Linked DNA regions of Homo sapiens: region 1 is linked to region 2. A link is a contact called in ENCODE Hi-C or POLR2A ChIA-PET data. All regions are on one chromosome and are shown on one strand. Each heading gives the region's core, a stretch centred on a gene start or an enhancer-like site at or near the end of the contact. The rest is flanking DNA. Distances are from core to core; before and after follow the strand shown.

Region 1 (4,898 bases), core at 1,009-3,508, 97 kb after region 2:
AGTAAGGAAGAAAAGCAAGCACCAGGATTTAAGGCAGGAAGGGATAGGCTAATGCTATTGTTTTGTGCAAAAGCAGTTGGGTTTGTGATCAGGGCTGTCCCTATCTATAAAGCTACTAACACCCAAACCTTGAAGGAAAATAAAACACCAGCTGTCAGTCTCTTGGCTGTATTACAACAAGAAGGCCCAGAAAATGAGAACTCTTTTTCTGATTGGTTCTATCAATGCTTTGTTCCTGAAATTGGGAAGTACTTTGCCAGTAAAGGGCTTTTTTATAAAGTTATTTTGATATTGGACAATGTCCCTGGCCACCTAGAACTCTACGAGTTCTACACCAAAGGCATCAAAGTGGTCTATTTGGCCACAAACTCAGCATCTGTAATTCAGCGGAGATCGGGGGATCATAAGGACCTTTAAGGCTCATTATTCACGGTAGTCTATGGAATGATTGTCAGCACTATGGAGGAGAATCCCAATAGAGAGCACATCATGAAAGTTTGGAAGATTACCCCATTGAAGATGCCATCGTTGTTACAGAAAATGCTGTGAAAGCAATCAGGCCCAAACAAATAAATTTTGCTGGAGAAAACTGTGTCCAGGTGTTGTGCATGATTTCACAGGATTTGTGGCAGGACCAGTCAAAGGAATCTTGAAAGAGATTGTGGATATGGCAAAAATGGTGCAGGGATGAGAGGTTTCAAGATATGAATCATGAAGAAGTTCAAGAACGCATAGGCACCACATCAGAAGAATTAACAGAAGAAAACTTGATGGAGATAAGGACTTCCAAACCAGTGTGAGATAGTGAGGAAGAGTACATAGGAGAAGCAGTGCCAGAAAACAAATTGACATTAGACAATCTGGCAGAAGGGTTACAATTATTTAACACTGCTTCTGACTTTTTGTACAACATGGAGTCTTCTATGATACAAGAACTGAAATTAAAGCAAATGGTGGAAGGATTGGTACTGTATGGTATTATCTTTGGAGAAATGAAAAAGCAAAAAAGGCAGACAGAAATCATGTATTTCTGTAAAGCTACACCACTGTGCCTGCCACTCCTCCTTCCACCTCTTCCACCTCTTTCAGTTCTGCCACCCCTGAGACAGCAAGACCAACCCTTCCTCTTTCCTCTCTTTCTCAACCTACTCAGTGTGAAGATGACAAGGATGAAGACCTTTATGATGATCCACTTAATGAATAGTAAATATATTTTCTCTTAGGAATAGCTTAATAACATTTCTTTTCTCTATCTTACTTTATTGTAAGAATACAGTATATAATACACATAATATATAAAATATGTGTTAATTGAGTGTTTATATTATCAGTAATTCTTCCAGTCAGCAGTAGTCTATTAGTAGTTAAGTTTCTGGAGAGTCAAGTTATATGTAGATTTTTTACTGTGAAGGGAGACAATGTCCTTAACATCTGCCTTTTTCAAGAGTCAACTGTATATTTAAAATATGAAATAATTTAAGCTTATATATAGTACCTAAAGATTTATATACATTTTGTTCGTGAAATACATACATACATATATATATATATATATATATATATATATATGCCAACCAAACAATAACCAAGGACAAACCGTGCTTAATTTAACTGAAAAATGTTTACATTTATAGATTAATACCAAATGTTTTTCAATTATGTTTAAAACCTTAAGAAAAGCAAAGTTTTCCGTTTATAATTGTAGTTGAATGAGTGTCAGTGACAACACAGAGTACTGTAAGTATTGTTTTCTGCACACAAAAGCCTCTATGAATCTTTTCCAAAAAAGCCCAATTGATGTCACCCTGGGACAGAGCCAAAAAATCTTTCTGATGAAAGTAATGCTGAGGTCAAAAATAAAGAATCTGAAAACGTGAGCCAAAACAGATTGAGACTGAGTAGAAGAGAGGGATAACATTGTTCGGGGAACTGCAAGAGCTTTAGTCTTGAAGCATGAAGGATAAAGTAGGAATTCCTAAGGAGGTAGATGCCAAAACTCCTTAGCTGGGAAGCTATGTAAGAGGCAGCTAAAAAGTAACTCCCCCAGATGCCTCTCACTTTCAACACACATACTCGGTATGGTAAAAATAAATCTCATTGGCTTCTTCTTCAGATCTCTTTTCTGTGGAGAGGCCTTAGTGGGCACTGCTGCTGGGAAACAAATAAAGCTTTTGTTTGTGCTTTCTTCAGCAGAGCCTGGTGCTAGCTCTGTCACTCAGGAAACAGAACTCAATTGTTTCTCTCTCCTCATCCCTCTCTTGTTAACCAAATATGCTCATTTCCTGACAGTCAGTGGTACCATGTAAGGCCTCCTCCCCTCTTCTGCCTTCAGCTGCAAGGCTTCCATCTGAGTTGAGGTCAACACATACGCAGGAATGAAAAGAAATGATAAGGAGGAAATGTTTCAGTGGAATAAAATGTAAACTATGTACACCTCTGCCCTGCCACTGGTGGTTCCTGGGGGCTCCTTCTCCTGCCTGGCCACAGGCATCTGCTTGTTCCCAACTCAAGGCTTTCACATTTGCTGTATTTTCTGCTTGAAATATGAACCTTCCCTGTCATTTCAGTGGCTTCTTCAGCATTCTTCATTTTAGTCCACCCATGGGGCACAGAGGACCTTCCTGGACAGAGCCAGACTTGTGTTAGCCTCCTACTCAGGAGAGGCCTGGCTGGTGCCCTTCAGAACCCAAGGCAGAGGAACTGGCAGTCTCTGGAAAGCTCACAATGCAGTCATCCAAAGGCACAGCTTCACTGAGTGTACTTAGTTCTTTTTCCTCATGCGGGGTGTCATAGGTCTTGCCCAAAGAAAGAGATCAGGATAAGGGAGTTCCAGGGTGTCACGCAAGAGCCTAGGATTGACGCTGTCTCTTCTCTTACTAGCTCTGTGACCTTGAGCAACCCACTGATCTTCTTTGTACATCTGTTTCCTTATATGTAAATGAGTTTTAAAAGCCTTCTTATAGATAAAGAAGGTTAACTTAAAAATAATAGTTGACCCATAAGGTTACATTTAGGAATGGAAAGAATATGTTTGCGAAGATTTAGTAAAGTTTCTCAAGAGGTGTGTCTTCAATTTATTTTGATTGTATTGTGGTTTTCAATGATATTATTAGTTATGAAATGAACGACAGTTTCACTTGGTGGGTACCAAACTCTTTCAGATGACTCTAAGATTTCTTAGAGGCACTTCAGGTTACGCAAATGTCTAATCCTATTTTTTAATAGATTTTGTTTTTTAGGTTTTAAAATAGATTTTATTTTTTAGTTTTAGGTTTATAGCAAAGCTGAGCAGAAGGTACACTGATTTTCCACATACTCCCTGCCCCCACATACTCATAGCTTCCCCCACTAGCAATATCCCACGTAAGAGCACTATATTTGTTATAATGAAACTCCATATGACATTGACATATCATTGTCACCCAAAGTTCATACTATACATTAGGGTTCACCCTTGGTGTTGCACGTTCTATAAGCTTTGCAAATGTATCATAACATGTAGCCATCATTACAGTATTATGCAGAATAGTATCACTGCCCTGAAAGTTCTCTGTGCTCTGCTGATTCATTCCCTCTTCTTCCCTAACCCCAGACAACCACTGATCTTTTTACTGTCTTCATAGTTGTGCCTGTTGCAGAATGTTACGTAGTTGGAACCATAAAGTTTGTAGCTTTTTTAGATTGGCTTGCTTCACATGGTAATTTTCACTGTGTGACAGTGCATTTCTTTTTAATGGTGAATAATATTCCATTGAATGGATATACCGCAGTTTACTTATTCATTCACCTATTGAAGGACATCTTGGTTTCTTCCACATTTTGGTAATTATTAATTTAGCTGCTATAGATATCTGCATGCAGATTTTTGTATGGATGTGTTTCTAACTAATATGAGAAAATTCCAAGGAGCATGATTTTTGAATTATATGTTCAGAAGAAACTACCAAACTGTCTTCCAAGGTGGCTACACAATTTTTCATTGCCATCTGCAATAAAAGAGAGTCCCGGTTGCTCCACATTCTCACCAGCATTTGGTGTTCTCACTGTTTTGAATTTTTGCCATTTAAATAGGTGTATAGAGGTATCTCATCATTTTGAGTCACATTTCCCTGATAATATACGATGGTGAACATCTTTTTATGTGCTTATTAGTCATCTGTATCTTTTTTGGTGAGATGTCTGTTCAGATCTTTTGCCCATTTGTTGTGGGCAACCAATCTGGTTGTTCACTTTCTTACTGTTGAGTTTTAAGAGGGTTTTTTCAGGGGGTGGGTATATTTTGGATAACAGTCTTTTTTTTTTATCAGATATGTGTTTTGCAAATATTTTCTCCCAGTCTATGGGGTCATCTTCTTATTCTTTGTTAGTGGCCTCGACAGAGCAGAAACCTTTAATTCTAATGAAGTCTGGCTTATGAATTAGTTTTAATGAATCATGGTTTCGGTGTGGTATCTATAATGTCATCACCATACTCAAAGTCACCTAGATAGGAGATGGCAAGGTGGAGGGACTTCCTTTCTCCATATTTTTTTAGACAAGACGAACATATATTATATCCTAAATATATCAACCAAATTGTTTAAATAAGCATGCCAAGTGTTATACAATAGATTTTCATGCCCCCAAAACCAAGTGTTACATAATAAACATTCATGGCCCCAAACAATGTAATTTTAGATTTACCAAAGTTATGAAAAGAAAAGAAAAAAGCTCTGTTTTTCCTTTTTAAAAAAATCAATCATTTCTAACTCAGTCTCCTAACTTGAAATTTTTGATACACATTTGGAAATTAATTGTGTGCTGCCTCATGAGATGCAGTTCAACGTTTAGAAACATGGTAATGGTTCTAAGAGCCAAATAGGGTCCTCAGGAATCTGGGAAGAAGGGCAGGAATTACT
Region 2 (4,879 bases), core at 280-2,779:
GCGCCAGCCACCACGCCCGGCTAATTTTTTGTATTTTTAGTAGAGACGGGGTTTCACTGTGTTAGCCAGGATGGTCTCGATCTCCTGACCTTGTGATCTGCCCGCCTCGGCCTCCCAAAGTGCTGGGATTACAGGCGTGAGCCACCACGCCCGGCCACAGGTTTTCAATATAATTAGAACTCTTCATCTTAAGCTGACTTTTGACAGCTTTGTAAAAGTCTGTGAGTCCAAATCCCATTAAAGAAAAAAATATTGGTTTATCACATAGGTCCTCTGCATTAATTTAACAATAAGTTAGTTGACTGAGCACAGTGGCTCACGCCTGTAATCCCAGCACTTTGGGAGGCCTAGGCGGGTGGATCACTTGAGATCAGGAGTTCGAGACTAGCCTGGCCAAAATAGTGAAACTGTCTCTACTAAAAATACAAAAAAAAAAAAAAAAAAATTAGCCAGGTGTGGTGGCACATGCCTGTAATCCCAACTACTTGGGAGGCTGAGACAGGAGAATCAATTGAAGAGGCAGAGATTGCAGTGAGCCTAGATTGTGCCACTGCACTCCAGCTTGGGTGACAGAGTGAGACTCTATTTCAAATATATATATATATATATATCTCTCATGTTAGCTAATATCTCAATTCTCTTTGTGTGTGGAGGAAATTAATGACTGCCCTCTCAAAAATGACATGAATTTGTCCTTGTCAGTCAGCCAGCATTGAGAAATTTTGTCTCATGAACCGTAAGTCACACTAATTTACCATGTTACTGAACATGGAAACAGTCTTCTTCCTTCAGATTGGAACGTTTTGCAAGAATTAGGTGAAGAAAGCATCCTGAAGAGGGCACTGTGGGATCTCAGTAATCTTCACAGCTACAAAGCTCATGCTTAATGGTTTATTTTATATTGATACCAGAGGCTGGATTGTCTCCTTAGTAAACTCTCCTACCACACAACGCAGACATCTTACTGACTCTGAAGGTGGGTGGGCTATTGCCCTCCTAATGCCCCTCCACTCAGAATGAGCCCTTCCTCCAGCTCAAGATCAGCTCCACACACCTGAGGCGATTCCCTGAACCAGTGAGCTTTCCCCTAGGGCTGGACTTTTCAGTTTCAGTAACGCAAAGGGAACACATGCCACTGGATAGTTCACAAAGAGTTGATGTAAAAAGCATAATGGAGGAGGGGAAGCAGCTAAGGGGTAGAAGTTCAAACCGAGAAGCTAGCTGATCTTTGGGAAAGTGTTCCATGGTCTGCCACAAGAAAGGCAGAAGCGCCAAGAGGGAGTGGCTGAATCTCTAGCAGGAAAACAGTGGGAGCCTTTGTTCATCTAGGAGGCGAGACTGAGAGAGAAAGTACCAGTAGGAAAGGTCAACTTCCAGAAAAGGAAACTAGAGACTGGAGAGCTCACCATCCGGAGCCTCAGGAGGAGTATCCCGTGGTGTGCAAGTGAGAAGTGGGGGGCAGCTATTTCGCTCACAGCCAAACAGCCCAGACCAACTGCAACCTCACTGACAGTTACTTGCTCCAAACTCGCCCCTAGTCTGCACCGGTTAGCTTCAGGCCCATCATCTCTTACTTGATTGGCTGATGAAATGCAACGTCATTGCTCCTGTATATCTCAGGCATTTGACGGCTTAAGGCTTTGTTTTATTTTTTAAAAATAAACAAATAAGGGGTGAAAATGAACCTACAGAAATTGCGCCATTGTGTTAATTTAAGACTTTGGGACAGTGGATTTCTGACAAAGAGCTGTTGGACACTGCTTTCCCAGAATTCTAGTAAAAGGAAGTTTCCTGGATAAGATAGTGTGGTAGAGATATGAGGACGCAGGTTGCTGGGTTAGGGAAAAAGTGAATGGATATTGTGGGCATGTAAGAGAATGAAATCAAGATGACAAGGTGAACTTTCACTCTGGGTTATATGTGAGGAAATTTTCAGGAATAATGATATACTCATTTGTTTTTTCTAAACATAATATGTAAAAAATATTTTAATTGAAATTACTTAGTTATTACTATAGAGCCAACTTTTCACATTCCTACTCTCATAAAATATCTTAAAGTTATTTAAAATTGTATTTAATGTTTTGTTCTCTGTGTTTCATCTCTTTCTCCCGACCCACACGTTTATAAGTGAATGGTGGTAAAATTCCCAACTCTTCATTTGGCCTCCTCTGATACTACCCTGATGAAGAAGGCAGGAGGCAACTTGTTTGGCTGGGTTGGAGCAGAAGTCCAGGCTCCCTACATGGTCTCCAACTGAGGCATGGGGTGCATCTTTATGGCCTGGTTGTTATGGAAGTTCCAGCTCCCACAAGGCCTTTTCTGATACTGCTCTGGTTGGGGTGGGGAAACAGGCAGGGTTCTGGCATCTTGTATGGTATGGGTGAAGTTTAAGCTTCCTACTCAGTCTTTGCTGGTATGTGGGTACAGGGAGTGGGTGAACACTTTTCTGTGGTGTTTGGTTAAAGTAGAGCAGTTACTGGTGAAATTTTCTGTCTTGCTGGGCTGCCCCTTTTCTTGGGTCTTTAAAAAATCTATTCTCGGCCAGGTGCAGTGGCTCATGCCTGTAATCCCAGCACTTTGGGAGGCCGAGGCAGGTGGATCACCTGAGGTCAGGAGTTCGAGACCAGCCTGACCAACAAGGTGAAACCCCGTCTCTACTAAAAATACAAAAATTAGCCGGGCATGGTGGCAGGCGCCTATAGTCCTAGCTCCGGGAGGCTAAGAAAGGAGAATCACTTGAACCCGGGAGATGGAGGTTGCAGTGAGCCGAGATTGCGCCACTGCACTCCAGCCTGGGAGACAGGGTGAGACACCGTTTCAAAAAAAAAAAAAAAGGATTCTCATTGTTGGAAATACATGCCACATATCTGTGTGTGGGTTGTGGTTCATGTGTGGATATATATTTAAAAATTAATTAAGTTGCAAAGCTAATATTTGCCACATTATGTATTTGTTTATATACATATGTCTTGCTAAGTTTATATATATATATATATATATATATATATAAATAAAACAGGAAATGTAAATGTTGTCTAATATTTCTCTTTAGCAATATACTCTAATGACCACACACTGGACATCCTTGTAATCCAGAATCATTCACCTTTTTTTTCCAAGAGATGGGATCTCACTCTGTCACTCAGGCTGGAAGGTAGTGGTATGACCATAGCTCCCTGCTACCTTAAACTTCTGGGCTCAAGCAGTCCTCACACCTGAACCTCCCAAGTATTTGGGTGAATACTTCTACAGGCATGTCACCACACCTAATTTTTTAATTCTTTTTGTAGAGATGGAGTCTTGCTATGTTGCCCAGGCTGGTCTCAAACTCCTGGCCTCAAGCCATCCTCTCCTCAGCCTCCCAAAGTCCTGGGATTATAGGCATAAGCCACCTCCCATGGTATCAGTGGAGACCATGCAGGGAGCAGTAATAGGACACCCTTCTCTTTCCCATCCAGGGGGCTATCATCAGAGACCTAGTGAAGAGCCTGAAGCCCCACTCCTACCTAAGCAGTAAGAAGACACCCCTTCTTCGGCTGTGTGTCAATGAAGACTGAGTAGAGAACTTGAGCTTTTATTCCAACTTGCCTACAAGAGGTGACCCCACTTCTCCTGCCAGAACAGTGTCAGAGGATGCCTGGTAAAACCCAGGATTTAAATAAGATCCAGTATCTTATAATATCTGCAATGTCCAAATAGAAATTGAAAATCGCTCATCATACCAAGAACCAAGGTGATCCCAACTTGAATGAGAATGGACAATAAAAGACACCAACCCTAAGATTACAAAAATGTTAGAATTATCTAAAAAGGATTTTAACATAGCCATCATAAAAATATTTCAGCAAATGCTAATAATTATGAACAGTATTGAAATAGATGAAAAAATAGAAAGTCTGGGCAAAGAAGTAAAGTTCCAGGGAAAAAAATAGGTGATATAAAGGGAAGCCAAATGAAAATTACAGATGCAAAAAATACAACAACAAATTCTAAAAAAAAAAAAAAATCAGCAAATGGACTGCCTTGCACCTCTCTTGTTAAACTTATTCCTGGTCATTTAATTCTTTTTTTTTTTCCTTGCAATCACAATGGAACTGGGTTTTTAATTTTATTTTTGCATTATTCATTGCTAGTGTATAGAAGTACAACTGATTTTTCTGTATTAATCTAGTATTCTATAACCTTGGTGAACTCATTTATAGGTCAGTGCCAAAGTAATGGCAAAAACCGCAACTACTCTTGCACCAACCTAATATTAGCTCTAATAGGCCTTTTGTAGATTTTTAGGGGTTTCCGTATATAGGGTCATGTCATCTGCAAATAGATATACTTCACTTCTTGTTTTCCAAACAGTATCCCACTCCATCCCCCACCTTTTAAAAAATCTTGCCTAATTGGCCTGGCTGGAATTTCAAATACACTGTTTAATAGAAGTAGGGAGAACAGACATTCTTGTCTTGTTCCTGATCTTAGGGAAAAACTTTTTCACCATTAAGTATGCTGTTAGCTGTGGGTTTTTCATACATGACCTTTATTGATTCAAAGTAGTTTCTTTCTATTACTAGGGGGTTTTTTTGTTTTGTTTTTTGTTTTTAGTGTTTTTTTGCTTGTTTGTTTGGTTTTTTCTTTTTTTTTTTTGAGACGGAGTCTCGCTCTGTCGCCCAGGCTGGAGTGCAGTGGTGTGATCTCGGCTCACTGCAAGCTCCGCCTCCTGGGTTCATGCCATTCTCCTGCCTCAGCTTTTTAATCATATAAAGGTGTTAGATTTTGTCAATTGCTTTGTCTGCATGTATTGAGATTATCAAAAGCTTTTCTCCCTTATGGTGCATTACCTTGATTTTCATTTGTTGAACCAAACCTACATTCCTGAGATAAA

The links. A loop is a pair of places that touch in the nucleus more often than their neighbours do. ChIA-PET counts read pairs that join two places held with the same protein, here RNA polymerase II (POLR2A). Pooled maps may share reads with other maps.
Region 1: a loop to region 2 is called in a pooled map, with 2.2 times the contacts of the local background. The contact joins the enhancer-like site here to the promoter of SLC9C1 in region 2. A Hi-C loop is called at or near these places in 4 of 50 pooled maps. POLR2A ChIA-PET finds 5 or more read pairs at or near these places in 6 of 52 experiments (H1, OCI-LY7, Panc1 and 2 more).

The regions. Positions count from the first base shown.
Region 1 is chr3:112,389,078-112,393,975 of GRCh38, forward strand. All of the region lies in intron 1 of LOC105374041 (a long non-coding RNA gene), which reads right to left. Among named protein-coding and RNA genes, the nearest start is that of CD200, 58 kb to the left of the region's middle. RefSeq lists enhancers at 1,909-2,524, 2,575-2,684. Within about 2 kb of position 2,259, at least 11 of the 41 ENCODE cell types and tissues checked have a DNase peak (open chromatin) inside an H3K27ac peak, as active enhancers do.
Region 2 is chr3:112,292,687-112,297,565 of GRCh38, forward strand. SLC9C1 (solute carrier family 9 member C1) reads right to left here and starts at 1,530. Exons shown (of 29, transcript NM_183061.3): 1 at 1,407-1,530.